2 separate regions of the Homo sapiens genome follow, and region 2 is linked to region 1. A link is an interaction called in ENCODE POLR2A ChIA-PET data of the cell type or tissue named here. Cell type or tissue: B cell. All regions are shown on one strand. Each heading gives the region's core, and the rest is flanking DNA. Links, peaks and the distances in the headings are about the cores only. Region 1 has its middle 81 kb from the start of RNASEH2B-AS1. Region 2 overlaps TRIM13 (tripartite motif containing 13).

Region 1 (2,914 bases), core at 288-2,787:
CTCTGCATCTGTCAGATTTCTCCATGTGGAGCGTAATTGCCTGATTTCCATTTGAAAGTACAGCCCTGACATTAAAATGACATAGACCCACCAATGATAACAATGGCTTCCTGACACCTACCAGAGGAGAGGGGGCGAGGGGGCATAATGCAGGAATAAATAAGTGCATGAATGAACGCTCGCCTTCACGGGGCCAGGTCTGAATTTACAGCTGCAGATGAAGTGTTCCTTGGGAGCAAACAAAAAGAAAGAATGAAAGAATAAAAGAAAAAGAAACCAATAGATTAGCATCCGCGTGAGTCTGTTGGAGCCAGATGGCTCTCTGTGGAGAGCGAGCTGGCCTGCTTTCTCCCAGTAACCCTGACCAGCAGACAGCAAGCCCGCTACACGGGGAGAGAAATGATCTCATTCCTCAGCCGGGCACGTGAGCCGCCTTCTTTCTCTCACACACAACTCGAGCTGAAGGGGAGTTGGAAAAGAGAGAAAGGGTGAAAAAGAAAGGGCGGGGGAGAACGGGTGATTGTAAAGAACAAGCAGGTCCTCGTAGCCCAGAGGAAGAGTGAGACTCCAGGCCTTGGCCAGCCCTGAGCGTCCAAGAACTGTCTCCAGATGTCCACGAAGGAGAAGACAGGGAGACAGAGGGGACACCCGACACATTGTTGTCTCCTCCACACACATCCGTGAACTTCACCTCCACGATCCAATGTTGCCTGGAAGGCTTGATGTGGAGAGGCTGAGAGGAGGGGCGCAGGCTGCTGTAGAGGCCATGGGATTAAGTTCTGTGCCCCACTGGAAAGGGGCAGTGAACAATGTTTTCAATTCTTCCTAATGACAATGTCTGCCTGTCTCTGTGGGCCACAGGCGAATGAGTCTGTCAGTCCTCAGCCTGCAGGACCAGCCATCTGCTGGGATCCTGGTCTGCCATGCTCCTGAACAGGTGCCTGAGATGGAGGCAGCTGGAGTAAGGGGGCAGTCAAATGAAACTGACAGGTTGTAGGTGTGGGAGGGCTCCTATCCTTGAAGATTCTGAGGCTGAGAGGGGCTTGGTCTGGGGTCATTCTGCCTGCTCTGCTGAGCAAAGCATTCACTGCTTGTAAACAAGTCTGTTGTCTGGAGTGACAGCCACACGTGGGGGTTGGTGGACATCAGACAGACCACCAGATGCTGGTGTTAGAGCCTAGCACTTGCAGATGTGTGCAGAGGTGCAGGCCTCCTTCAAGTGAATCTGCCCTCTTAGTGAGTGTTCACACACCCAGCTTGGTACCAGGGCTCCTGAGGCCTCCAACCCAGAGAAGCAGACTAAGAGAGAATGAAGGTGCCCGTGCGAGTGAGTGCTGGGGGCTCACAGAGCACTTCATCAGCCTGGCTAGGTTGCTTGGGCACCTGAAGCTTGTCTCCAGCAGTGTTTACTCAAAAGAATAAATAGTTTCCAGGGTGACACCAAATGCGGGGAGATGTAGTCATTCCTTTAAAGCTGGAAACTATTATTTTACTCCTAATAAATATTGAGCAAAATTCTCTTCATTTTCAGCCCAGGATGAGAGCACCTGCTTCACAATTCCTGGCAGTTGTCGGTACAAATGAACATTAAGCTGGCATATTCTATCAGGGCCAAGGAAGCAAAGCAAGCTGCCAGCTGGGGGCTAAAACCACAGGCTCTGGCTTTTCTTCTTTCTAAAAATGAAACAGAAAGCCACCACCCCACCAACTGTTTTGCTCTTTATCTCCCAGGCAATGCTACCACATAACAGGGTTCCTCGTTCTGTATGGGATTCTCACTCACAGCAGAGCTAAGGATTTCAAAGGAAACCGTATCACTAAAGTAACAAGAGCGTGAGCTCCAACATCGTTCCTTGCCTCCACTTAAGCAGGGAGATCAGTCACTCAATAGGAGCATTTAAGAAAATTTTAAAATGCTAGCATTTAAGGAGCACTTACCAAAGTGTCGGCCCTGCCTCTAAGCGTTTTGTGGACATCTCAGGTAATCTTCATGACAACCCTATGCAGCAGGTTCTCTGATTACCCTTATTTTACAAATAGGATGCCAAGTCCCAGAGATGTTAAGCAACTTTGCCAAAGTTGCACAGCTAGTCCCGGGTCCATACCACCAGGCTTTCCCACCTCTTTTGATGGTGTAATAACTGAGCTTTAGGCTCCCTATTTTGGCTGCTCACCAGTGGTGCCATCTTGGGCTACTAAGTCTCCCTGAGTTCCCATTTCCTTGTCTGTCAAGTAAGGACTGGAATAGTGGTCTTATAGGGTTGCTGTCAGGAGCAGAAGTAATGTGTAACATACATGCATGCAGGGCCAGTGCCCGGCACATGTTTGAGGCTCCATAAATGTTAGTACAGATGGTCCCCTGATGGTTTGATTTAACAGTTTTTCAACTCTACAGTGGGTTTGTTGGGAAGTAATCCTGTCGTGTGTCAAGGAGCATCTGAGTTAAGCTAGTTTGATTTACAGTTTCAACTTTACCATGGGTTTATCAGGATATAAACATTTTATCAGGATATAAACCTGATGCATTTTTGTATTTTCAGCTTACAATGGGTTTATCTGGACAGAACCCTCATCGTAAGTGGAGGAGCATCTGTGGTTATTACTACTGTAAGCATTGTCATTATCTTTGTGCTCTTAGATTTCACTGAATTCTCACACGCACACATGCACACATAAAACTATGAGGTAGGTGGGGCAGCTGTCACTAACCCCATTTTATAGCTGGTGTATCAGGTGGTAAAGCTTGGGCAAGAACCCCCATCTCTTGACTCTGCACTTTGTCTAATCTGAGCTTGCTGTTTCCCGCTGGACTGCAGGTCACACCTGTCCATTTCTAGACACCAAACACAGTTGCTGTCTAGAAAGATTGCAGCAAGGAATTCAACCCTTGTCACTTTCCCTTTGTCTCCAGGCC
Region 2 (2,914 bases), core at 185-2,684, 980 kb before region 1:
TCGGGAGGCTGAGGCAGGAGAATTGCTTGAACCTGGGCAGCAGAGATTGCAGTGAGCCGAGATTGCACCACTGCACCCCAGCCTGGGCAACAGTGAGACTCTGTCTCAAAAAAAAAAAAAAAACGCCAGGCACGGTGGCTCACCCCTGTAATCCCAGCAGTTTGGGAGGCGGGTGGATTGCCTGGGGTCAGGAGTTTGAGACCAGCTTGGCCAACATGGTGAAACCCCGTTTCTACTAAAAATACAAAAATTAGCTGGGCGTGGTGGCAGGTGCCTGTAAATCCCAGCTACTCTGGAGGCTGAGGCAGGAGAATTGCTTGAACCCGGGAGGCGGAGGTTGCAGTGAGCCAAGATCACACCATTGCACTCCAGCCTGGGTGACAAGAGTGAGACTTAGTCTCAAAAAAAAAAAAAAAAGCCATAAACTAATTAACCCTGCAAGCTCAGCTTGTCCTTTAAATACTGTTTACCTTCTAGATATAGTCCAGTCATGTATGGCTGTTGAAATTACTGTTAAAAAAGTATTCGCTTTTTTTTTTTTGAGACAGAGTATTGCTGTGTTGCCCAGGCTGGAGTGCAGTGGCGCTGTCTCGGCTAACTGCAAGCTCTGCCTCCTGGGGTCACACCATTCTCCTGCCTCAGCCTCCCAAGTAGCTGGAACTACAGGTGCCTGCCACCACGCCCAGCTAATTTTTTTGTATTTTTAGTAGAGACGGGGTTTTACTGTGTTAGCCAGGATGGTCTTGATCTCCTGACCTCGTGATCCGCCTGCCTCGGCCTCCCAAAGTGCTGGGATTACAGGCATGAGCCACCCGTGCCCGGCCAAGTATTCACTTTTTATCATAGATGGCCTACCGATTAAGTCATATGTTATTGTTGATAATGTGATATTGTTGATAATGTGATATGTGCATATATCCCTGAGTAAACTGAATGTAGAAATATGTAGTACTCTTTGGTTTTACAACTATAGAGATGAATGTATATTTAAAATAAACTTGTGGCCTGATGCAGTGGCTCACACCTGTGATCTCAGTGCTTTGCGAGGCTGAGGCAGGAGGATTGCTTGAGGCCAGCTAGTAAGACCTGGTCTCTACAAAAAAAAAAGTAGCCAGGCGTGGTGGTGCATGCCTGTAGTCTTAGCTACTTAGGAATCTGAGGCAGGAGGATTGCTTGAGCCCAGAAGTTTGAGGCTGCAGTAAGCTATAATTAGGCCACTGTAGTCCAGCCTGGACAACAGAGCAAGACCCTGTCTCTCAAAATAAGAATTAAAAATAATAAACCTGCATTGAGAAATGGTATTGCCTGTATTAGGGATCTCAAATATTTTGGTCTTAGGACACTTTTACACTCTTAAAAATTGAGAATCCTGGCCTGTAATCTCAGTGTTTTGGCAGTCTGAGGTGGGAGGATCACTTGAGCCCAGCAATTTGAGACTAGCCTAGGCAATATGGTGAGACCTCATCTCTACAAAAAAAAACTACAAAGAAAAAAAAAATTAGCTGAGTGTGATGGTGCGTGCCTGTAGTCCCAGCTACTTGGAGGTTGAGGCAGGAGGATGGCTTGAGTCCAAGAGGCAGAAGTTGCAGGGGACTGAGATTGCACTGCTGTACTCCAGCCTGGGTGAAAAAGCTGTCTCAAAAAAAAAAAAAAAAAAAAAAAGAGAATCCCAAGAACTTTATGTTTGTACTGTCGATATTTACTCTATTAGAAATTAAAACAATTTTTAAAAAATACTCACGTAAAATAACAATGATAAACCCATTACAAGTTAACAAATAATTTAGGAAAATAACTATTTTCCAAAACAAAATTAAGAGAAGCATGGCATTGCAATAGAGGCCTGTAATGAATGGCTATTTAATAGAAGACAGCTGGAGTCTTTTGTCTGCTTCTGTATTTAACCTGTTGGAATATATTATTTTGGTTGAAATAAACGAAGAAGGCTGGGTGTGGTGGCTCATGCCTGTAATTCCAGCACTTTGGGAGGTGGAGGTGGGACGATTGCCTGAGGGCTGGATTTCTAGACCTGCCTGGGCAACATAGTGAGACCCTGTCTATAAAAAAATCCACGGCCAGGCGCGGTGGCTCACGCCTGTAATCCCAGCACTTTGGGAGGCTGAGGCGGATGGATCACCTGAGGTCAGGAGTTCAAGACCAGCCTGGCCAACGTGGTGAAACCCCGTTTCTACTAAAAATACAAAAATTACCTGCGTGTGGTGGTATGTGCCTGTAGGCCCAGCTACTTGGGAGGCTGAGGCAGGAGAATCACTTGAACTCGGGAGGTGGAGGTTGCAGTGAGCCAAGATAGCACCACTGCACTCCAGCCTGGGTGACAGAGTCAGACTCCGTCTCAAAAAAAAAAAAAAAAAAAAAACAACAACAACAAAAAACACTAAAACTAAAAATTAGCAAGGCATGGTGGTGCACACCTGCAGTCTGTAGTTACTTGGGAGGATCTCACTTGAGCCCAGTATTTCAAGGCTGCAGTGAGCTATGATCATGCCAGTGCACTCCAGCTTGGGTGACAGAGTGAGACACCCCATCTCTTAAGAAAAAAAGAAAAGAAAAGGAAATACACAAAAATCTAGGCTTACACAGATATGTAGTTGGTAAAGGAAGGAATATTATTTAAATAGCCTTTTCAGGTAATTTAATCTTTTTTTTTTTTTTTTTTTTTTTCCTGAGGCAAGGTCTCTCTCTGTTGCCCAGGCTGGAGTGCAGTGGTGCTATCTCGGCTCACTGCAGCCTCTGCCTCCTGGGCTCAAGGGATTCTCATACCTCAGCCTCCCGAGTAGTTGGGACTACAGGCGCATGCCACCATGGCTGGCTAATTTTTTTGGTATTTTTTTTGTAGAGGTGGAGTTTTGCTATGTTGCCCGTACTGGTCGTGAACTCCTGAGGTCAAGCGGTC

Evidence for each region. Peaks named below come from ENCODE experiments on the same cell type or tissue, not always from the same donor. Only the 100,000 strongest peaks of a DNase experiment are listed, where the experiment ranks them.
Region 2: POLR2A ChIA-PET joins it to region 1 with 6 read pairs; 2 of 35 experiments call an interaction of 5 or more read pairs at or near these places.

What each region holds. Positions count from the first base shown.
Region 1 is chr13:50,990,713-50,993,626 of GRCh38, forward strand. No RefSeq gene overlaps it. Among named protein-coding and RNA genes, the nearest start is that of RNASEH2B-AS1, 81 kb to the left of the region's middle. In B cell, for the core only: no CTCF peak of the experiment used is centred there; a DNase peak (open chromatin) is centred at 1,679; H3K4me3 peaks cover 348 bases; H3K27ac peaks cover 1,215 bases.
Region 2 is chr13:50,007,382-50,010,295 of GRCh38, forward strand. The region is part of intron 1 of TRIM13 (tripartite motif containing 13); the gene reads left to right. All of the region lies in intron 10 of DLEU2 (deleted in lymphocytic leukemia 2), which reads right to left. Among named protein-coding and RNA genes, the nearest start is that of KCNRG, 6.6 kb to the right of the region's middle. In B cell, for the core only: no CTCF peak of the experiment used is centred there; no DNase peak of the experiment used is centred there; H3K27ac peaks cover 555 bases.